3 separate regions of the Mus musculus genome follow, and regions 1 and 2 are each linked to region 3. Evidence: chromatin loops called from intact Hi-C (ENCODE). Cell type or tissue: left cerebral cortex. All regions are shown on one strand.

The links. Peaks named below come from ENCODE experiments on the same cell type or tissue, not always from the same donor. Only the 100,000 strongest peaks of a DNase experiment are listed, where the experiment ranks them.
Region 1: it touches region 3 in a loop (4-fold over the local background); 3 of 42 quality-filtered maps call a loop at or near these places.
Region 2: a loop joins it to region 3, with 5 times the contacts of the local background. A loop is called at or near these places in 2 of 42 quality-filtered maps.

The regions. Positions count from the first base shown.
Region 1 is chr6:131,286,525-131,294,524 of GRCm38, forward strand. Magohb (mago homolog B, exon junction complex core component) reads right to left here and starts at 6,720. Exons shown (of 5, transcript NM_025564.2): 1 at 6,548-6,720; 2 at 2,865-2,923; 3 at 1,512-1,622. The coding sequence starts at 6,641. In left cerebral cortex, a CTCF peak has its summit at 4,110 (motif pointing left); DNase peaks (open chromatin) are centred at 4,098, 5,833, 6,365, 6,714 and 2 more places; H3K4me3 peaks cover 1,743 bases; H3K27ac peaks cover 930 bases.
Region 2 is chr6:131,378,433-131,386,432 of GRCm38, forward strand. It overlaps Ybx3 (Y box protein 3), which reads right to left. Exons shown (of 10, transcript NM_139117.2): 2 at 6,071-6,134; 3 at 5,069-5,102; 4 at 2,444-2,533; 5 at 926-1,048. It overlaps Gm22362 (a small nucleolar RNA gene), which reads right to left and starts at 1,974; the gene lies at 1,841-1,974. In left cerebral cortex, a CTCF peak has its summit at 3,967 (motif pointing right); DNase peaks (open chromatin) are centred at 2,517, 3,994, 4,697 and 7,203; H3K4me3 peaks cover 56 bases; H3K27ac peaks cover 819 bases.
Region 3 is chr6:133,102,202-133,110,201 of GRCm38, forward strand. Smim10l1 (small integral membrane protein 10 like 1) reads left to right here and starts at 3,038. Exons shown (of 3, transcript NM_001271583.1): 1 at 3,038-3,404; 2 at 5,663-5,781. The coding sequence starts at 3,213. The coding sequence ends at 5,740. In left cerebral cortex, no CTCF peak of the experiment used is centred here; DNase peaks (open chromatin) are centred at 3,038 and 3,488; H3K4me3 peaks cover 1,840 bases; H3K27ac peaks cover 1,589 bases.

The sequences.
Region 1 (8,000 bases), 1.8 Mb before region 3:
CTTATAAAACAATGCAATATAACCCAGTTACTCCAGTATCATTATCATCATACACATTTTATCTGTACTACTTATGCAGAAACCTAAAGCCAGTGAAGGGGCTGCGTATTTAATGAATTTTACACTAAACTCTTAAACAGATGCTATCAAAGATAGTCCCAGCTATTTAATCAAACGGCCTAACTATGCACTTCACGAGATACAGCCAAGTGAAAACTAGCTAAGATTCTCTAATAGTCACAAAGGCTTGGCTTAATTGTCCAGCAGCAGTGTCTGGAGCATGCAGGCTACTCCCTCATGGAGAACACGTCACCACTGCACAGATATGAGCACTGGCTCTCCCCAGGTGAAAAACATTTTTATACATAATTCAACCTACTCTGTTTCTGAATTTCTTTTTCTAGAATTGATGTTCAGAAATGTTACTAAGGCAAAGGTAAATAGAAAATATCAACATTTTCTGATGCATATTACAAAGCCACCCTGTGAAAAAGTATATCAACTTATTAATGCAGACAAATCTGCATGGCACATCCTCCCTGTAGGGCAGGTTCCATAGTTTTAAAGCACTCCACTGTTCTCTGTGGACACAGATGCCCAGTGACTATTATGCTAAAGGTGGTATTCCTGTAACTCGGGTTCCCGCCGGACACAGACCACTGCCTCTGCTTCCCTATACCATGCTCTGCACTGTGTTCCTGACACAGAACAGTTACTGCTACTTTCAGCTATATTAGATCTCTCTACAGATCTTTCTTCTAGGCAAAAAGAGTAGCTCATATAAAGTATAAGCCTCAGGAACACACAAAAGTGAGATTAAATATCTTCTCTCTCGACCTTGTACCTTACTCCTCCAGGGGTTGAAAAGACCCAATTTAGAAACCAAACTGTCTATACAGAGTGAAATTGGGCCTGCCGAGATCTTTGGGAGCACTTTGAGAAATATCAATTATTCTGAAGGGAATATGAGAGGCAAACACAATGGTTCACTGGAACAAAGAAATCCATCAGATCTCTCTCTGAAACACTCAAATACATGAATTTTAAAAGACAAACAAACAATTGGAAAAAGTGAATCACTGCACTCAATGAAAAGAACCATAACATTCAAATTTAGCTAGCAATGTTGTACGCACTTACAATAGAAACAATTAATAATAGCTCATTCATAATAAATAATTCATAAATGTCAAAATACCCCAACTTTCTCTGGACTAGCTAGAGAAAAGATGTAGAATACTGTCTAAATTTAGAGCTATGCACTAACACCTGTAGTAGCTGGAGGCAGCAAAGGAAATGATGCTAAGTAAGGGCTGGGAGCTGTAACCTGGAAGGAGCATTGGCTTGCCTGGCATGTATGAACATTGACTTCAACATCTAATACCAAAATAAAAGTTTAGAAAGAATATGAAGCTATATAATCAAAGTTTCAATAAGAAACCATCCTGAAAACACAGCAACTACATTACCAACTTTGACTCTATCCACTTAAGGAGTCACTAGGCACAGACCTGCCGCCCAACCCTGTCAGGGGGTGGCCACAGAGCGTCGTCCTCTTTTGTAATTTCACTGTCGTCAATAATTCTCTTCAGTTCTTCCATTACACTCTTGTGGACATAGGCCTGAAAAGTCAGTTACAATAAGATCTTTGAACGCCTGTCTGTCTTCCCACAGTTCAGCAAGATATAATAAAAGCCAGTTCCAAGTCCTAAATATCCAAACAGAATGGGAGTGAAAAGTAAACTTGACCCCAGAGCTGCAGGATAAAATTCATCCTTCTCACAAATGCTACTCTCCCTACACCCATGTCCTTTACCACACACAGGTGCCATCTGCTCACACTAGCTGCTCTGAGGCCCCATATTCTGCCAGGGTAGTAGGGGTACCAGGCAGCTTACAGTTACAGGGCCAGTATTAGCTGTAGACTGAGGGCACAGCACAAGCACACAGGAGCTGGCACTTGAAGCCCAGCCTAACTTCCTCACCTTCCATTTAAAATTGAAACTAGGAAAGAAGATAGCATTTGAAATGTAAAAGAAAACATCTAAGAAAAAAATTTATACTTCATAAAATGAATTAAATGATATGGGCTGTAAGTATTTAGGCTGACTCCTTTGTTAAAACTGCCACCAGGATGGCTCAGTGGGTAAAGAAAGCCGAGAAAAAATACCTGCGTTCAATCACTAGAACCCATATAGTAAGAGAAAAAAAAAAACAATTTCTACCAGCTGTTCTTTGATTTCTACCAGGCATACTATGTATGTTACATGTGCATACCCATACAAACACACAATAAAAAAAAACTTTTTAAAAATGCTAAAATTGCTGGGCAGTGGTGGCGCACGCCTTTAATCCCAGCACTTGGGAGGCAGAGGCAGGCAGATTTCTGAGTTCGAGGCCAGCCTGGTCTACAGAGTGAGTTCCAGGATAGCCAGGGCTACACAGACAAATCCTGACTCGAAAAAACAGAAAAAAAAAAAAAAAAAAAAAAGCTAAAATCATATGTAATTAAAATAGAAACCTTTCAATCTATAAATTAGTTTCTTCTTGAAAGAGACCCTTGACATAACTTCAGTCAACACAGACAAGATAAATGAACAAAATGTTAAAAATTTGACATTTAAAAAGAAGTTAGCCAGAGGCAGGTGGATCTCTGAGTTCTAGGCTAGTCTGGTTGGTCTACACTGTGAGAGCCAGGACAGCAGGGCTACAAAGTGAGACCCTGTCTCAAAAAAGGAAGAAAGAAAGAAAGAAAGAAAGAAAGAAAGAAAGAAAGAAAGAAAGAAAGAAAGAAAGAGAAAAAAAAGTCAAGCATGTTTGCACGCATGCACACACACATGCATGAACAAATGAACAGAACTTGCCTCTTTTCTGATCATCACGTCATTTTTATAATTACTGTTGTTGGCATATCTAAGCTTCCCTGTGTGGAGAGAAAGAAAGAACATCATGAGTAATTAGAGGTAAAGACAATTTCATAGTCCCACTTTTATTAGTATATCTACTTTTCTCATGCAAGATCAATGCTAAATAATAAATATAAAAGCAGGCTAGTAATTCTTAAAACATTCCATACCTTCAACATAAAATGGGTCAGGTTTGTTAAGGTCTATTTGCTTTCCTTCCTTCCTTTCCTTCCTTCCTTTCCTTCCTTCCTTCCTTTGAGACAAGACCTCACTGTGTAATGAGGTTGGCAGCCTTGAACACACAGGGATCTATCCACCTGCCACTGTCTCCTATGTTTGGGGATTAAAGTTGTGCACAATAAACAGTTTTATTTTCTTAATCTAGCCCTAAACACAAAGTGACTATGTCTAAGCACTAAGTATTCTCTTCAGTGTCATATGTTAGTGGTAAACGCTGACTGCACTCACAACATTTCATCTAATCTCTAAAGGAATTCCAAGAACAGCTTTCACTTTCTCGCCTCTTCACAGGAGATAAAATCAAGTTAAGCAACTTGCAGAGCTGCAGAGTATCAAAAGGTCTGTTTTGCATCAACTCTTTCTCTATTGTTCCAAAGTACTCTCTTAATTCCTTTCCTTCATATTAGTGCATTTTGCTAATAATTTTTTTTAAACTAGGAAGCAAGCAAAGGACATGAACTGCCAAGTTTGTTAGCTGCTTTATTTCAACCCATCCTTCAGACCTCTGAAGCCCCTGGTGTGTGCTTCCCTGCATGGTGAGTCAGTTAGGGGCCCTGATACAGCTGTAATGTCTTTCTCATCTGCTAAACTGACAGGTTACCCTACTGGGGTGTACCCCTCAGGAACTGTAGATCTCATGGTTCATTATTTTCCATGTAAGTGGAACAATGCAGTGGCAGAGACGCATGAGAATAAATCCTTACATAAAATTCTCCTGATACTGTTGGAGGTCTTAATTTGAATGACTCAGGGTGCTAAGAACAAGCTGGTGTTATTCAAATGCAAGAGGAACAAGAACAGAATTACAAGAGGAATAAAATTTTTAAAAAGCAATTAATTTTTTATAAAAATAAATAAAACTAGGGCTGGAGAGATGGCTCAGAGGTCAAGAGAACAGTACTCTTCCAGAGATCCTGCATTCAATGCCCAGCAACCACACGGTGGCTCATGGCCATCCATAACGAGATCTAGTGCCCTCTTCTGGCCTGCAGGTATACATGCCAGTGGAATGCTGTATATATAACAAATAAATAAATCTTAAAAAAAAAAAAAGAAAGAAAGAAAGAAAGAAAGAAAGAAAAGAAAAGAAAAGAAAAGAAAAGAAAAGAAAAGAAAAGAAAAGAAAAGAGAAAACTAGAAGACCACTGCCACAACAACAAAATTTGGGAAACAAGGGTGAAGTTATTAAGTTCTAAATAACAGCAGGAACACTGACTGCTATGCTGACTTCTTCCTAAATGCTTGAAACTTTTGGAATCCATGATCCTCTCCTTACCTATCAAAGAACCTCGTGCAAGTCATGCATAAAGCACTTAAGTAAAACCCATACTGTCCTATAGTAGGTTAAATGTTTGTCTCCCAAGTACCTTCAGCTTTGACATTTATATACTGCCCACTACATAATGAACATTCAAAAATAAAAATTCTTGGTGCAGGTAGGCAGAGCTGTCCCAAGACAGAATTGCCTTACACTACACAGGGAGAGGCTCCAACAAACCCCTGATCATTCTGCTCTCCTCTGGTTTTTCTCTCACCCAGAAACCAAGAAGGTTTCTCAGTTTTATCTCAATCAAGTGTCTCATCTTCTAGGGGCAGATTCTTTTTTGCATGGGGAACTTTGTGAGGGGACAGGGTTTGACTGTGTAGCTCTGGCTTTTCTGAAACTCCATCTGCCCCCAGAGTACTAGGATTAAAGACTCAGGGAAGCTGGGCGTGGTAGCACACGCCTTTAATCCCAGCACTCGGGAGGCCGAGGCAGGCAGATTTCTGAGTTCGAGGCCAGCCTGGTCTACAGAGTGAGTTCCAGGACAGCCAGGGCTGCAGAGAAACCCTGTCTCAACCCCCCACCCCCACCCCAATAAAAAGACTCAGGGAAAACTTTTTTTGTTTTGTTTTTCAAGGTCTGATCATTTACTTCTTTGTCTTAAACACTTACTGTTTACTGGACTCAGACTTAAAAGTAGAAGCTCTCATTGAGGACAGTCTATGTCTCTTGGAAATCTGTTCCTGGTATTTTTTTTTTTTAAGCTTCATTCTCTAGGCCAAAAGTTAAGCTTATTCTGTAGCTACCTTGTTTTTCTTAGTGTGTTGCTTCTTGAGAACAATACATTGGAGATGGTGTTGTTGAAGGACAAGTGACGTAAGTAGATGCTGAACCTTGGGTGCTTTCCTCCTGGATTTCTTACAGCCACTGTTGCAGGGCTTTTCAATAGTTCATTAGCAGACATCGTCTTCTTTAGAGTTACTAAAATGCTTTAAGATTCTGCTAGCTTGTTGGGACCAAAAACAGAGGGACAGGGGCTCAGTCCAGCAGTATCAATATTTTTTTACAATAACCAATTTGAAAGCACTCAGATTGGCATTCATAATATATCAAGAACAGACCTGCAATTCCTCTCTCCAGCTCTCCTTGGTCTATAGAAGTATGCCCCTTACTCAACAGCAGGTACACTCTGCTCTGGGTCAAGAAGCCTTGTTTTGTGGGAAAAGCTTGTTTGTCATTCCCCCAGTCCTTGGTTGTGACTGGGACCACACAACACTTCCCCTCTTCACCCAGAGCATCAGCGGCTACCCCTGTGGCCATTTGCTTCTTGCTGAAAGTATGAAGTTTGTATTGATTGTCCCCTTGAAAGAGTTCTGACAGCTGGTGGCTAGGAAGGAGATTTTCAGACTCATTTAGACAAGGCTGGCCGACTGCCTAGGAGGTGGCACAAAAAGAGCTTCTAGGAGCATTTCCACTGACTCCCTTACCTTTGGCCATCATCCACTAGTGAAGAACTGTATTTCAAACCTGACACATACCACATTCCTGTGTTCAGACACGGGGCTCCTCCCCTATAAAGCAGCTTTAACACATACCATGAATGAACGAGTAGGCCAAAGAGGTCACCTAAAGATTCCATGCATCCTCTGGAGTATCACTTGATAATTCTGTTAACACTCCCGGAGCACAGGTTCTCTGCTCTAAGTTTCCGATTCCTATATGTTCAACTTTTCAGGAGTGGCAGAATTCGCTTTTCTGAATTACTTTACAGCATTTTTTTCCCTCTCACAAACATAACCCATGTCTGCTCTCACAAATACAGCACAAGCCTGCTACAAAAGCAAAGTCTTCCAATGTTGGAATGAAACCCTTCAAGCCCTTCTGGGAGTCTGGGGCATGGTGACACGCCTGTCATCCCAGCATCCCAGAGGCTGAAGCAGGAGGATCGTGAGTTCGAGGGCGGCTTGGACTACACAACAAGGCCCTTTCTCAAAACTAAACAAGTAAATTGAAATAAAGAAGAAAGGAAACACACACACACACACACACACACACACACACACACACACACACACACACACGCTGAAACCCGCTCCCTGGGCGGCTCGCCCTCCCTCGCAGCCCCTCCGCCGCTCACCGTCCGGCCGAAACTCGAACTCCAAAAACTCGTGCCCAAACTTGCCCTTATGCCCGACGTAGTAGCGAAGGTAGAAATCACTACCCATAGACATTTTTACCCTCGGTAAAGCCCGCTATACCGCGGGGCCAACGTGCCGCCGGCGCGAGGTAGTGACGTCACGGGCGCAGGCAAAGCGCGTCACCAAGGGCGCGTTTACTCCGGTAGGGAACGAAATCCCGGAAAACTGAAGAGGAAGCAAGAGACCCCCAAGAGAACTGAAGGTTCGCATTGGAGCCACCACGATCTCGAGCGCTTTTTTTTTTTTTTTTTTCTTTTTTTGGAAAAGATTTTCATGTCTTCGATTTTTACGTTTTAACTCTGTGACGATGTTATACACGTACATGATGAATTTTAGTCGCTCCCACCATGTTATCTTCTCTCATCCCTTCTCCGCTGAACCAGTCTTACCAATAAGCCCTCCTGTACGTTTACGCCTTGTTTTTGTCTGGGTTGAGGGGAGGCTCACCGAGTTTAATAAGGGTGGCTTGCATGAGCGCGTTGGTGGATACAAAGTCCCGGATTTCATTTTGGCATTCTATATTTTGGTTGAGCCACACTCCACCTCTTCCTCATCTACTGCCCCCAACCCTTGGGCCCAAATTATTCCCGCTGCACTTTCTTGTTAAATGTATCCTGTTACACTTCCCACTCTATTTCTTTAACCTACACTCAGTATCCTCTCTGGTTTAATAACCTACACTCACTAGCACATAAATACACTCATACAAAAGCTAAAATTCTATACAAGATTTGTCTTAATACTTCATCATTACCTCACTATAATAATTGCCAGATTTGTCCGTTTTCCTGTATATTTTATCTTAGCAAAGAAATAGCTAGGGATTTTGTTTCTTTGTTTTCTTCTCGTTTGTTTAAATGGGCTTGGAAGGAACAGATGTAAAACCACTTTTACTTTCGAGTTGCCCTATGCTATAGGTGTGTCTTTTTCTGAGTTTTGAACTAAGGTTTACAAGCTGTACTTATTGTGGGTATCTCTGATCTCGAAGCACATTGTAAAGTGGGGTGTGACTCTACTTCCTGAAACTGGTGAACTGAGAAAAGATACATTCCGGTGGCAACCAGAACACAATCTACCAGAGTCCCTTTTGGTAATACTTCAAAATTTCCAGTAGCTAACAGCCCAGACGGAGACACAGAGTAAAATGAATCTGTCTGGTGGGAGTTTGATGTTTAAATAGCACATGAAACTGAAAAGTCCAGATAGTCATCATAGAAGAGTTTTTCATAGTATACTACAACTCATGAGTCACTAAGGGTTAATGGTTAGTACCCTATATATTTGCAGGGCTAGGTCACAGTTCTCAACAGTTTGAGTTGGAAAAATACGGAACATCCAAGTGTAGTCTTGAAGAGCACAAAATGACAGTGAACTGCACCCAGTTCCCTCGTT
Region 2 (8,000 bases), 1.7 Mb before region 3:
ACCCTTCAAGTACTATGATTAAAAACAGGAGCCACCGTAACTAGCTAATCTAAAGACATTTTGTTCTTTTGAGATTTTCTTCTGAGTTTTTCTTTGTGTGACACAGGTAACTTTCCTACCCTACTGTGCTCAGAGATCCCTGACTATTGAGCCTGTGGCTCTGGCACCAGATTCCATGTTAACAATATGTATCATTATATTACCACACCTTCTTAATGAAAATCTAGCAAGCTCCACAAATGGGTTCATTGTGTTTACCTTGAGAATATTCCTTTAATCTTAATCTAAGAATGTTCCAGCCAGATTCACTTCACCTAAAGATGCTTCAACAGACAGAGACTAATCCAAATGCCTAAAGATCTGTAATTTCGCACCACTTTACTTTGAACTAAGTAAGAACAAAAGGCTACACCAAGTAGCCCCTTAACCGAGGCGTGTCACTCAACACATCTGAGGCAAGCATGCACCGTGATTCCTAAGATAGCCCCACTCTTTCTTGCCAGACAAACGCAGACTTTCTTGAGGCCAGCTGTCTCAGCATCAAGGCAGGAAACAGGCTGCATAGCTGTGATGGGAACCCCAATCCTGGTGCCAGTAAATACCACAAAATGAGGATCTGGCCAAAGGAAGACAAAGCCTTTGGACAACTTGGCACCTTTGTCAAATCTGGTTACGAGATAAGTGAATGTCTGTTACTTGCAGCCAACTCTATCCTAAATGACACAACTTCTGACTGGCAAGTTTCCAATGGGACCTGTAGCTATGAATAAACTCTGGGCACTAAAAATTTCCTTCCAAAAAATGATCACGTGCCTTATCTCTAGAATATGGCGCTTTCAAATACGGTATTTATCTGTTCCTAAGTTCATTCAGTTTTAAATATGGGAACATTTGCGATCAATAATTAGGGACACAGAGAACATACATTACGGGGAGGTCCACGGCGCCTGCCATAGTAGCCGCGTCTGTACCGGCGCCGGTCAGCAGCATAGCGACTCCCTTCTACAGGAACTCCATCTGGGCCAGTCACGTTTGCTGCTTCAGCACCCTGAAGAAAACAAAAGTCTCCAAATTTAAAAGAAACCAAGTAACCTCCTTCCAGGAGCAGTCAGCTACAGGGTTAAGAACCCCTACTGTGATGTTAGGGTCCCTGACCTCTGGCTTGAGACACCCCACCCACCCCCTTGTCTGGTCAGTCAAGTTAGAAGCAGTTCATACATCAAACATGAATGAATGATGAATACAAGATACTTCAATGGAAGTGAAACAAAATACTATGAAACGTTAGCACATGCTAAACCCTGTGGTACCCCAAGGTACTACTGGAATCCTGAGTGGTTAGCTCCGGCTGCTCTAACCATCTGAGTTACTGCTTAGCTTGGCAGAAATAAGGAAGACAAAGCCCTTGATATAGGAATAGTCGCCACATAGCCCTCCTTTAGGCCTTCCTGTTATACTGTTGACATTGACTTTTTCTTTTTCTCTAAGAGGTAAGCAATGAAGCTGAGAATTCAAGCATGCTATGAGCAAGTATTCTAACACAGAGCTATATCCCTAGCTACCACATCACCAAATTCACCTGCAACAAATCTGGATTTAAAAAAAAAAAAAAAAGCCCTACTTCTTTGATATATAGGATACTCTAGAGACAGGGAAATGTGAGCCTGGCCTGTCTGCGACTTTAATCACGTATTCTTTACTATGCAGCTAGGTGCAGAAGTATATCATGATCTGGCCAGGGTGAATCCTAGCTATCAAAGCCCTGGTGCTTCCCAAAGTCATCCTGCATACCTGTCTGGAGCCTAAATTCTGGACAGTGTGAGATTAGAGACAAGGAAAGTTTTATCTCCTGGGTCCCTTAGAGCAACCTATACAAGAAATAGGCAGCATACACAACCCAGGAGGCTGCTGTATGCAGCCATTGCACACCAGGATCCACCAAGAGAGAAAGCTGGTCGGCTTAATTGGCTGCAGTCAAACGTTTTTGTCCTCGAGGTGCTAGGGGTATACTTTTGAGACAGAATGTTACTGTGTAGCATAGACTGGCCTCAAACTTGCAACATTCTTCCTCCTTCTTCAGCCTTTCTAGTGCAGGGATCACGGACCACCATGCCTAGTTTATGTGGTGCTAGGAACTGAACCATGGGCTTCATGAATGCCAAGCAAGCACTCTACTAATTGGGTTACATGTCTGGACCAAAACAGTGTGAGGTCCAAACTAAAATGTGTCTTACATTTTGGAGGCTTTATTCCAGAGTTCCTTTATTAAACAAGAAACTAAAATATATAGCATACTGAATATTTATAATGGCATCCAGTAAAAATATTTCTGCTTCCACTTCCTCCTATCACAAAAAAATTAAATATTATTTCAGAGGCTGAAAGGCCACATGTTATACAATAAAACTATGTGCAGACACACTTTCATTACAAAGCTTCTCACCTTTTCTCCTTCAACTACATCAAACTCTACAGTTTCTCCATCCCCCACACTGCGCAGATACTTGCGTGGGTTGTTTTTCTTGATGGCCGTCTGCCAAGGAAACAGAAAATACCATTGGAGGTGCATTCCAATACTGAAATGTGTTCATCAATTTCATGTTAGCCAGATAATATCTATATTTTGCTTAAAACAAACAAATTCCCCCATTCTTCCATTAACCTGCATTTCTAAACACCCTTACACCACAGTGTACATGTCTTTCCTGATTTGTAGGACGCTTCAAACTGTACCCCAATCATATCCCAGTCAGTAGTAGAGAGATGCAGTCACTCAGTCAAGACATTGACTCAGGCTGTTAGATCAAGCCAAGAGGCTCCTGAGATTTTCTCTCTAGCTCCTTCCATGAGGGCAAAAATGCCTACATGAGACCTTGTATAAACATGGGCATGGTTTGGTTACAGAAGCTTATACATGGTGGGTGGCATGTTGGAGTGATGGCTCAGTAGTTATGAGCACACACTGCTCTTGCAAAGAAAGACTTGAGCTGGGCTCCCATACACACATTATGTAGACACCTGCCTATAACTCCAGAGGATCTAATATCCTCTTCTGATCTCCACCAGCACTGCACATATTTGCATATAACCCCACACACACACACACACACACACACACACACACATAAATAAAAAGAAATTAAAATGTTAGTGTGGCTGATATAGTGATATGTGCCTGCAACACTAGCATTTGGAAGGTGGATCAGGAGTTTAACACTAGATTCTTTCTCAAAGATACAGAAAGATGGCTTAAGGGCTCATGTTTGGAATTGTCAGCACTTGATGAAGCAGGGGAATTATGATGATCTTGAGGCCAACCTGGGCAACCGAACCTTCAAGACCACTGTACACAAAGTAAAACCTTGTCTCACAGAAATAAATGAGCACATTAAATAGTGATAAAAAGGAGATATCAATGAGATAAATAATACGCTGGTAACATAATAAACCAGATTCATTTCAGGATTGATGGCACACAAGTGTAATTTGACCTTTAAGGTCTTCCACTTTATGGAAGAGGAAAACATGAGGTGGTGACTTACGTGAGGTCACAAAGCTAAGAGCAAGTAGAAGATTTGTATCCTTACACTATGGGAATGTTCAGCATTTTACACCTCACACCCTCACACACCAGCATTAGGGAACTCAAGAACCAATCTACATAAGACATCTGCACCTCGATCATCTGCTTAAGAAAAGGCTCTTTCTCTTTTTCAAATAAAGGGAGAGGAGGAAGCCTCAACAAATTTCCATTTCCCTGGCTGGCATCTCTAAACGGTTAAAGGGCTGGGGAGTTTCTATGGAACTAGGTCAACCTTATTTTATAAAGCGATTAGACATGTGTAATCCAGCCTTCCTCTACTCTGAGTAGGAGGGAGAGAAGAGGGGGGAAAAGTGAGCCAATAGGGCAGAGACCTCACCCACTCCACAAGGAGGCAGCTCAGGACAGGATGTATGCGCGCACAGCATGAACATTTAGCCATTCCAAAAAAACAGCCCCTCCCTGCCGGCTCGTTCCCTTTTTCCTGTTAAACTGGGCAGGCCTCAACACACTGAAGTGACTCACTACACAGCCTCATGGGGCTGGAATCGGGTCATTAGCTCACAGGCGAGGAGGACGGCCACCAGCATGGAAGGCCCTTTCTCCCAGCCTCACTGAACAGGGCGCTTCTCCCAAAGATCATTAACCTCCAACACTCCCTTTTCACACTGCCAGGACTCTAAGTCGTCTATCTCAACAAAGCCACTCCAATCATCTAGGTACAACAGAAACCTAACCCACAGAGCAGACCTAGCAAGGATGGAAAATATAGCTTGAGATGTGGCTATCTCCACCTGCCAAACTGCAGCCCACCACACACACACTCAAACCCGAGGGACCACATGCAGCATGGCAGCTGTACAGGTCCATGGCCAATGCCACGATTTCTGGCAAGATTCTTAAAGTGGCAGGCCTCTCTTTCAGACCGAATATACAAAAGGAACATCAAGAACGGGTGTGACTTCTCTTAACCTACTTTATAAAGCAAACAATCTAGGACAATAATAGAGAACACCTGAGGACTGAGACACAGGAAACTGTCCTTGGACTTGGACATGTACTAAATAAGTCTCAACCAACAAGAGGGAAAATTGTCTAAGAAATGGAAGCTTTCTCATGTCTGAGGCCTACATACATCTAATCGTCTTCTGGGTGCTGTTCACAGATCAAAGAAGTTTTAGCCAACACGAGCTCAGGCAAAAAGCCAGGCTGGTTCTGGCCAAGCACCAAGGAGAACCACACCATTAGGCCAGTGCTGACATGGAAGCAGATTTTTTTTTCCTTTTTTTTCCCCCTTTGCTAACGACTCACAGACTTTAAAAACCAGAAAGTAATTTAACTGAAAATGACTTCATTCAAACTTGAAAACAACCCAAATGTGTGAAAACAGTTTATATAGTGGGACAGGAAGGTTTATCTGCCACTCTGAATAATGTTGAACTAGCTCTCATTCTAAAATGAGTTCAAGACACGACAATCATTTACAGGGCTCACACAGTCAATGTATACTGCTAGAATCCCTCTTACCTGGTGTACAAACACATCTTCTTTGGTGTCATTTCTGTTGGGAGGCAGAGGAAAAGAAAAAAAGAAAAAGAAAAAAGAAAATCACAATTTAAGGGGCTGAGCATTCAGAGACACTTCAAACATCAAAGGCACTATGAATAAAGACCGAAGCCTAAAGAGAAAAAAAAAACCACCTTTTAAATAGTTTGTCCTTTCAAAACAGATGCCAAGAATCAGTTCCCATAACCCTCATCTCTCCCAGATGCCCCTTCCCCGCTCCAGACTGCAATGTCCAAGCATTGGATTCCACACACACAGGAACACTCATTTGCTCTCGCGTCTTTCTCAATCACATGCTGTGTAATCAGAGCCCTAAATTTCCCTCCCAGCCGAAGCAAGACAGGCAAAAGGACAGGGCACAGCTGTGAACTAGGCTCTCCTTACACTGAAACTTAAAACAACCTTCCCACCACCCCACCCTAACCTCCACACAACCCAGACAGATAAGAAACTGGAGGAATTGGTTTTAAAAAGCAAGAAAACAGAAACACATCAACACCCTGTAAAATACATCTCTGTGTCTCCAAGTGGCCTGTGGTTACCTGAATTCCGATATGGTCACAAGTCACCGAAGTTTAAACACTGTTTTCCTCACAGGACTTGGAGCAGACCAGAACAGGGCTCACAGCCCAGCTCAGTTACTCTCTAGTTTGTGACCTTAAGTAAAGTTGCTTAACCAGGTTCTTTTTTTCTCCATCTGTGAAATTATGGACATGGACTACCTAATGTTCTTTTCATTTCTGACTGCAATTCTAATCTCTGTCCTAAACACTAGAGTATATGAATATTCTAGGAATGCATATTAATATTTAATGACCAAAAGCTTAGAAATAAAACTATTATAAAACTATTTACCATGCTTAGAAATCTCAAAATGTATATATACAACCCATTAATAAAGTGGAACAATGGATTTGTAGCTGCTGTTGCTACAAAGTAGGTACAAGACATGCAGACACATACCGGTTTATAAATCCATATCCATTTCTGACGTTGAACCATTTGACAGTGCCAAGGACTTTGGTGGCTAAAAGGCGGGATTAAGCAGATATGTTAGCACCTGACCTACAAAGAGCTAAATCTATCACTAAGGCCCTGGTATCATTACACAAAGCCTAAACACCTTTGAGTAAACCATTAATGGCTTAATTCAAAAAAATAAAAACTAAAAAAAAAAGTGGAATTCTGATAAAGAGAGATTATTTCAAGCCTGAGCTTTTCTTTTGTTCAGACTTTTTACCAAGAACTCAAGGGATGGCCATGTGCCTGGACAACTCTGCAGGAATTAGAACTGAGAAAGGTAGTTGAGGAAAAACATGCTGGTAAAGGTTCAATTCCAAGAGAAAGGCAGCTGCGTATGCCTATAAATCCAGCACTTTGGAGGTAAAAGCAGACAGATCAGGAGTCTGAAGCCAGCATGGGCTAAAAACAAAAAAGCTCCAGAAAGTTCCCAGGGCCGGGGATTTGGCTCAGTTGGTAGAGCACTTCACATTCATTCAAGAGGCAACAGGTGTACGCCTCAAAACAAATGCAAACCATCAACTAGGGAAAAAAAAAAAACACATAAACACATTCCAGTTATTTACCCAGACATTACCAATGTGCAAAGGAAGAGCCACAGAGAAAGAACCGGTAAGCTGGGTCATCTTATCAATTCTAGTACTTTAAAATATTAGGCAAACTTTAATGAGGAACACAGTAGCTCCTTCTTAGTAATCAACTTACAAAGATATAAAGAAACTGTCATCAGGTGGCCAAATAGGGCTGGCCAGAAGTCCAGAGTAATGGCAGAACTGATGCTGTCTCACCCCAGTTCTGTACAGGCCACAACAGACCCTTTTCACACCAAGGGGTTAACCTGCTGCTGTCTTCAACAGCTGAGAAGGAAACTCTGGCATTTGCTAAAGTTGACTGACTACTATTTTCTATCCTCTGTCATGGGTAATTTCTCTAGAGTACCTCACTTGAAAATTCATTAAGAAAAAGAATCTAAATTTTGTAAACTCCAAACAGGACTGCTGGGATCAATGATGAATGTCAAATTTAGTATCTCCAGGAAATGGATAGGCCTAAACCAAGGAAGTGCATGAGACAGTCATCAACACTCAGTGAAATCCAAAACCTGGCAGGACTACACTTAGAAGGGAAAAGCTAAGGAATGGACAAGCCAGGTCTACTACCTCTGAGTGAGAAGACACTGTGGTTCTGAGTGGCGCAAGGATGGGCTTGCACCAACCTCTTAGCTTTCCTTGATGAGCTCCTAAGCCTTAAAGCCAATCTAATGTGAGCTGCAGAGCAAATGAGAAAAAAAAAAAAAAAAAAAAAACTGATGTTTCAGATGTCAACACAGGGAAGTCCGGTTTGGATAAACGGTATGGCCTCTACATCAGGATTTACATGAGAGGATTTTGTTTCTTTCAAAAACTCTGGATATACACAAATAAATAAAGATACACACATGGAGGCTCTGGAAGAAACTGATACAAAAAAACCACTAAGCCCAATGTGGTGGTGCACACCTGTAATGGTGGTGCACACCTGTAATCCTGCCCCTTGGGAGATAGAGGCAGGATGACAAAGAGTTAAAGGTTATCCTCTGCTACAAGGTGAGTGAGGCCAAGGCCAGTTTGGGCTACTTCATGTGACCAATCTCAAAAATAAATAAATAAATAAATAAGTAAAAGTGCAAAACCAAAACAGATACACAAAGAAAAGAGGGGAAGTCAATGATAACAGCAGAAGGGGGAAGATGGGCAAGATTCTCAAGTCTGTTTTCACACAGTTGATGGTGTTTCTTTCCTTCTCAAAGTTATTTTTAAAAATACTAACTGTACAAATATCTATGATCAGACAAATTCATTCACACTTTTAATACTATATTCAAGTACACAAG
Region 3 (8,000 bases):
GTTGTTTGATACATTCCCATTATCCTCTCAGGATAGTAAAACCGAGACATTAAATATGGTATTCATGTTTTCCTCCAGGCAATGAAAGATTCAACACTTATTTTTTTAAAAATACCCCTTTGACCTTGCTGTAGTTAGGACATTAAATGAATCCCCAAATGGCTTGCAATGAATGTTTGGTATTGGATGTAGCAATAGTGAGGCTTTGAGGTGATAGGAGTAAGCAACACACTGATACTCTGTTTCTTTTTATTTATTTATTTTTAAAAACTAAAACCAAACCCTGCTCTCTTAGAACCTTTTTACAAGTAGATTTAGAAATTTATTTGCTTTTATTTCTTTCTACACAATAGTTTTGCTAGCTAACCAAGGATTTCTCTCATGCCAAGTACCATGCAATTTTCCATTGCATCATTAGTGAAGCATGACTCAAATTGCTCATCCCCAGAATGAATAAGTGACCAAAAGGGCAGAAGGATGTTACTCTTTCCAAAAATATAACAGGGTGCTAGACATTTACTATGAAGCAAATGTTATTTACAAAAAAATTGATTTTATAGTATAGTCCCATAAATTGCCTAGTGCTGTTACAGCATCTAATTACTTGCATCCACTTGAAAACGTTTTCCTTTCAAAGGATTTGACTAAACAGCTGCAGAAATTTCCACTAAATATCAAACTGTTTCTGTATATAACATAGTCATGCTATATACAAATGATTAGTATAGAGGTATTCAGACACCTCATATTTTTTTTTCCTGGTCTATGGTCTTCAATCACTAGAACCCAACCCTTTCAATCTGAATGGATTTCTTTCCTAGTGGATTTAATTAGTAAATTCTTAAATAAATAATTAGGAATATGGTTCTACACAGAACCATTGTGGCTCACCTTAAACATTCTCAAATGATTATCCAGCTAAACAAACCATTTTAAAGCAAGCTTTAGGAAGAATCAAAGTTAAGGAAACAAAAGATTGGGTAAAATCAAGAGAATTACCATCTAGAGAAATTATTTTCATCATCTGCTACATTTGATCAGTTGTTGACATGCACCTACCTGGCAGCAGGTGTGAAATAGGCTATCAAGGATCAAGTTCAAGGGATAGAAGGCAAACCACAGCCCTCTTAAGTGTCTGATTCCAATCTCTCTTGAGAAAAAAGTGGGATTGGGAGCTTTTTAAAGACTCTTCTTTATCATTTTCTACAGGAGTAAATCTTCACTATGGCCACTTAACTAGTTAGTGCATGGCTGCTATATTCCCCACTCCCTGAAAGTAAAAGGCAGTTCTTTTCATGGAATTAACAAGGGCAAGAACCAGTGGAAGCTAGGGATGGGTCAGGTGGTGTAAGCATGTGAGTTGACTGATTCTGTGCTATTTTAAGTGGGAGATCCAGGCTCTTACTAACTTACGTCAATGTTGACCAGCTCCATGGATTCCGATTTCATAATAAATTATTCCTGTGCAGAAAAACTATGTACATTGTGTTTCTGAGTTGGTCACTCATCCTAAAATACTCTTTTTTTCTCTATTCTTTGGTTAGGGGAATCGTTTCTCTACTGGTTTAGCATTGATACAATAGCAGAAAAGAAGCATAAATGGGCACTCTTCTTCAAGTTTTCCAACTTCCACAATGTCTTGTTATTTGCACCAGCCCTATATGTAGTTTGCTGAGAAACAGAAATGCTCTATGTATAAACAGATGACTTGACTACTCCATGGCATGGGAAGATTTTATTGAGGATTTAAGTGAATAGCCAGTGGCAACTGGAAGTGTTTAGAGCAAAGAGAAAAAGTAGAATAAACATGGCCAGCAGACTGGATTATGGCCAGGGCTATCTGTGAGAGAGGGGAGAATAACTGGATAGAGAATAGAGAAAGCGAGGTGAGACTAACATTGGTTACAGAAGAGTAGCTAGACTGAGGGAAGTGCCAGCAGATGGGCATCATGGCTTGGGAATACATAACTGAGTGGGGACTGAAGAAGCCTGGAGGCAAGGGATCTTGATATGACTAGACAGGGGCCAAAGGTATATGTTAACAAGAGAACCACAGTCCCTTTTGCCAGAGGTAAGGGAAATAGATGCTCCTTTAGGCAGATAGGAACACAGTACACAAGTTCTTAAAGGAATGCTGCCTTTTATCTAACCAGAAATCCTCCTGCAGTGCAAAGTGGAGTTCACTTTCGGATAGACTGTCCTTTGAAGTTTGGGAAATTGAAGTGTCCTTTCAAGCTGACACTCTCAGAGCATGGGGATTCTTCAACTATATAACACATACACGCAAGTCAGTGTCAGATATGAGAAAATCTAACAATGACATTTAAAAGTATACTGTATTCTGAAAGTCCTGCTCAGAAACTAACATACATGCATAATATGTAAATGAGGCTAAACTGGGGCATTACTGAAACAAACAAAAACAATGGAAGTGCATTACATAAATGCCAGAAATAAAATGTGAATAATGGAGACTGGTATTTCTATAGGGTACCAAAAAACATGAACATAAAAATTAGTATCTTGGTCCTTAAGAGTCTACCTTAGGTTTCTCACTAATCCAATTGCATGCAAAAAGCTGGAATCTATACCTAATCTTAACTTTCAATGGGTTTATATTAAGTAGAAACACATCTCTTTGCCTCTCTCTCCATATATATGTTCATACACATGCCCTCCACAAAAGTGGGTAATTTTTTTTTTTTTTTTTGATTTGTCACTTGCAATATAAATAGTCCTAATACACAGGTAAACGCATAACCTAATACGGTGACGTTTTCAGTTATGGTGTGTTACAAATGCAGACTCTATGCCCGTATACACTTACATAAGGTGATAGATCACTTTGTCCTACTGTCTCAGTGAATGTTACATGAATATTGAGCAGACACAGTTATTTTCCTCGACCTTTGATCCTTGCAAAATGTGTACTAAATGTTGGCTAAATTACATCAGCTCACGGAGCTCTGCCCTTTAAAGGGACAGCGGCACGGAGATCCCCTGTCCCTAGCAGTTACATAACTGCCAGCAGCCAACCTTCCTCGGGAAGCTGACAGGAAGAGGCGGAGCCCACGCCGCCCCGCGCCACCCGGAGGGAGCGGCGGCCGCTGGCAGTGGGGGCGAAAGCGGCGGCCGCTTCGTCCCGGCCACGGCTCATCTGGCTCGGGAACTGCACGGAGCTTCGGAGACCCTCGGCCTGGTGGGACAACGCCATGGGTCCCGCCGACGCCCCGTCCGCCCTAGCGCTCAGGGCAGTGGGCCCTGCGGCCGCCACCCCGTATGGTGTCTTCTGCAAGGGGCTGTCCCGCACCCTGCTCGCCTTCTTCGAGCTGGCCTGGCAGCTGCGCATGAACTTCCCGTACTTCTACATCGCGGGCTCCGTGATCCTCAACATCCGCCTGCAGGTACACATTTAGAGCCTTGTCTGCGTTGCCCCGCCACCCGGGACCGCAAGATGGCCGCTTCCCAGGTCGCCCCGCGGCACCTTCAAGAAGCGCGAGAAGAACGTGCAATCTTGCGAGAGCTGGCTTGCGCACAGGCAGTCGGCTCCCAACCTCTCCTATCAGGGATTTGGAGGTGGGAAAGCTAGCTGGGTTAAGCAAGGATGTTGTTCCAGCATCAGAGGAGCTATCCAAGGAAGTATCCAAGGAACCACTCATCTGTAAATTCCTGGCAAGTCTTAGGATATGACAAAGGGCACAAGATGCATTATGAGAAAGGAAGGCTGAGATTTTCAAGAACACAGATTTACACCAAACTTACGTTCTGAATTAATCTTTGAGAATACTGGACTGTAAGCTAGACATTGAATAAGAAGCCTGTTATGTCAAGAATGTGACTTAAAAAGCATTGCATCTCTCTTCCTCCCACAAGAGGATATATTGAATCTGGGTCAAAGTCAGACTACAGGAAAATATACTCCCCAAATATGCCAGCAAGATTTTGAAAAAAAATAGTGGGACTATGTGAAGATGTTCCTTTCAAAGAGACGTTGGTTCCAAAGGAAAGAAAGTCCAATTGCCTCACAGGAATTGACTATTCCCTGGTAGTAATGCAAATAGACCAGATGTGGCTTTCTACTTTAAAGAGAATGAGAATGCTTAATTTTAGTTACAGAGTAAAATGCAGATGTTACAAACTTTTTTTTTTTTTTTTTTTGAGGAAATACATTTGACAAGTGGAGGGACAAGAAACTAAATGGAATGGTGATGCCCTTTGTGGAGTGAGAGCGTAAAACGTGTAATTTGTGAACAGAAAGGAGATTTCGTTGATTATGGACAGCCATGTTTCTAACTGCTAAATGGAGGTGGAAACCACATGACCTAAATAGTAAATGTCCAAAGATGGAATTTTCTCAGTGACTGAAAAGGAGCTAATATCTGGTGTGTGTGTGAATGTATGCTGGAGTTTTTATCCAAGCCTGGAGTGAATTAGTAATTGTATTTTGTTTTGAAATTAAAACAAGTAATTAGAAACCCCAAGAAAAATAAAATAATAAAAAATTATTCTGTCATACCTCATGTGAATAGTACTGTACCTGTAATATAAGTTCTTACTTAACAAGAAATAGTTATGTAACATTGGAAGGCTGGAAGTTGAAAAAGATATATGTATAAAGATGCAAAGTACATCAAGATCTATTCCTGAGGACAGGAAATTTGGTTAAGTTGTAGATTTATCATATAGACTTATCTTGTGGACCTATCATTCATGAGACTCTTAAGTTTGATACCCAGCACTACAAAAATAATAATAATAAAATAAACAAAGGTCCAATATATAAAAAGCAACATAATCTATGATTAGGAAACTTAATGCAGAAACATCTAAAAGCTAAAAGTGGTTATTTCTAGAGAAAATAAATGGGGATAGGTACAGGAAAAGCGAGGCTTCGTTTGTTTTTGTTACTAATCTAACGTGATTTCTTCTAAATCATATATATGATTTTCTTCCATTAAAATCTAATTAAAATATTTTGTTTTTAAAAGCTCCCCAGGTAATTATGTCTACCACCAATCAAATGACCAAAAGTCTTGTTGGATTAAAATCTAAATCAAACACTCAGCTGTTATTGCTTGATAATATTAATATATATTAATATGGAAGTATTCTGCCTATTGTAGCTTAGAAATGATTTTCATCTCTACTTGTGATTTTTCTTACGTATAAATGTAATTGTATCCTTTCTAAACTCATGTAGATGAATATATATTGTTACAGGCTTGGCATGGAATTGTCTCTGTTATTTGTTCCTGTGAGCACATATTAAGACAGTGCATGCTGTTTTAAAATTCCCTTTGCTGGCTTTCTTTGAAAATTGCTAGTTTCCAAGCTCTTCTCAGAAAAATTTCCTGATATTCAAAGATAACTGAAGGATCCAGTGAGAGCCAGACATAGTAGCACACGGAAGTTTTTCCAGTACTCTGGAAGTTGAATTGGAACTGCCATATGTTCAAGGACAGCCTGAGCCACATGATAAAAACACTGCCCCAAAGAAACAAAAGCAAAAGAATCCATTGGTTAAGAATAAAAATTTTAGAAGGAAATAATGTGTGTCTCCTCATTAGTTTAATTCTGAAAAAGCCTGTGAACCTGAATGTCTCACTTCTGTTGTTTTATTTTTATTTTTTTCCCCGCCCCCTCTCTTTTTCTCTCTCAATAGGGTTTCTCTGGAAATTGCTGTGTATTCCAGGCTAGCTCAAGACTTATGATCTCTCTGCCATCACCTTTTGATTACTAGGTTTACTGAGCTGTGTCAGCAATAGGCTTCATATTTGCCAGGTAACATTTTAAATGTCAGAAAAGTCCCAAGGCATTTTGTCTAAGCTTCCAGTTGCTAAAATCGTTTGGCTAAATAAGTGCTCTGAAGGAAAAATTAGTAGATGTTTTATTAATAAAGAAATATACCTGATGTTTTAAAGCATCAGAAAATTCCAATTGTAGTAGGGCAGAAAGAGCAACCACAAAGAGAAAGACCTGGAAACTTACTTTATTCGGTAAAGTACATTCTCTAAAAGCCTGAAGACCCAAATTTGATCCCCAGAGCCTAGTAAGCCAGGGTTGGTAGCATGATTGCAATCCCAGTGCTAAGGAGAGACAGAGGCAGATCCCTGGGGTTCACTGGCCAGCTACCCTACTTGGCAAACTTACAGAACATTGAAAGACACTGCTTTTAACAATAATCTGTTCAGTGCCTGAAGACTTACATTCAGTGTTGACACTCTAGCTGGCTCCTACATTATTTCCCTATATAATAGCCTGCTTTAATTCTGTATTTTTTTAATCCACTAAGTTGAATCATCCATATTTCTAAAGAAAAGGGACAGTAGCCATCTGCTTATAGCTCCTTAGCTCAGAGTTGGGCCTCAGGACCTCCCCCCCCCCCACCTTATTCCATGATGGAGTCATTGAACTGGTTTGATATGGTACTAGTCTAATGTATGTCATCACAGCTTCTGTGAGCTCTTGTGTGCAACAGCTGTATAATATTTAAAGTTTTCATTTCATAGCACCCTTCTTCCTCCCGTCTTTTACATTCTTTATCTTCCATGGTGAAATCTTAAACTTATATGTCAAGGTGGACTGGAGAAAACAGTGATACTCTTCTTTTCATTAATATCTAGCCTGTATCATAAAAGTTAATTCACTATGAAATAGACTGTATTATTTTGTAGTTTTAATATAATCCACCTCTATCTTGATAGCTGTAATTAATTTGAGAGCTTTAGGGAAAACACTGGGCACTGTGTTACATACCTGTAATTCTAATACTTGAGAGACTGAGTTGGAAGAGTTGCTAGTTTGAACCCACTGATGTGTTTGTAGGGGATATAGGGCCATCTTGAGCCACATGAGAACCCATCTTAATATACATTTCCTGTAAGTGTCCTCAAAACTTTTTAATTTCAGTAGTATGGAGTACACAGTCAATATTCTGAGAGTTTATTATGTCTTCTTCACAGCACCTTCCAGCCTTGAATGCAAAGGAATTACTTCTAGTCCGAGGATTTGGAAGGGGCTAGGCTTCATGGTATGGAAATCAAGAGAACTAGTAGTTACTGATGCTTTAGAAATAATCTGAAGGTAGTATAAAGGCCACCAGAGAAAGATGCATCATTTGTAGGCATGGTTTAAAAGTGACTAAATCATGAGTTAAAAAAAATGTTTTAAGTTAGAAAACAAATCCAATTATATGGAAGAACATTTATGTTTATAACTACATTAAAGAGGAAACTCTCTATAAAGAAAACATTGAGAAATATAATCATATACTATATGTAAATACCTGAAAGAGTATTTACATTTATAAAAGTCTGAATAACTATAGTTTATAATCCTATGTTCAACTACCTGTTACACTTTTTTAAAAACAAAATCAAATGGTTGAACTATATGTGTTGGGGAAGTTGTTATTGTATATCTACATAGAATGCATATTATTATAAAATGTTTGGACAGGTAACATGGTCAATGTTGATGCTATTGCTGAAGTGTTATGATTAGTACAGTTAAATCAGAAAACTTGGCTGGAGAGATGGCTCAACTGTTAAGAGCACTGGCTACTCTTGCAGAGGATCCAGGTTCTGATCTCAGCAGCACATAGTAGCTCACATCTATCCATGGACCCACACACTTGCAGACAAATACTCATACACATAAAAATAAAATGTAAAAATCAGAAAACAGAAGATCATTGATTTCATGATATATTAAGCTAATACATGGTATGTTGCACCAAGGAATAGTGAGAAAGCACTTGTGATCTAATGCATATGAAATGGGAAGTACAGAATGAATAACAGAACTACTGCATCTGTGGATGATCACCTCTTCTCACTAACTCATATCATTATTCTATTGGAATTGCACACTCCTATTCATGTGTGTGCATATATGTGATGTGTGAGATATTCCAGTGAAATAACTCCTTGAACTTCATGTTTGTCTTTCTTCTGTCTCCCCAACCATTTCCACACACATATTTAAGACTCCCAATGGTC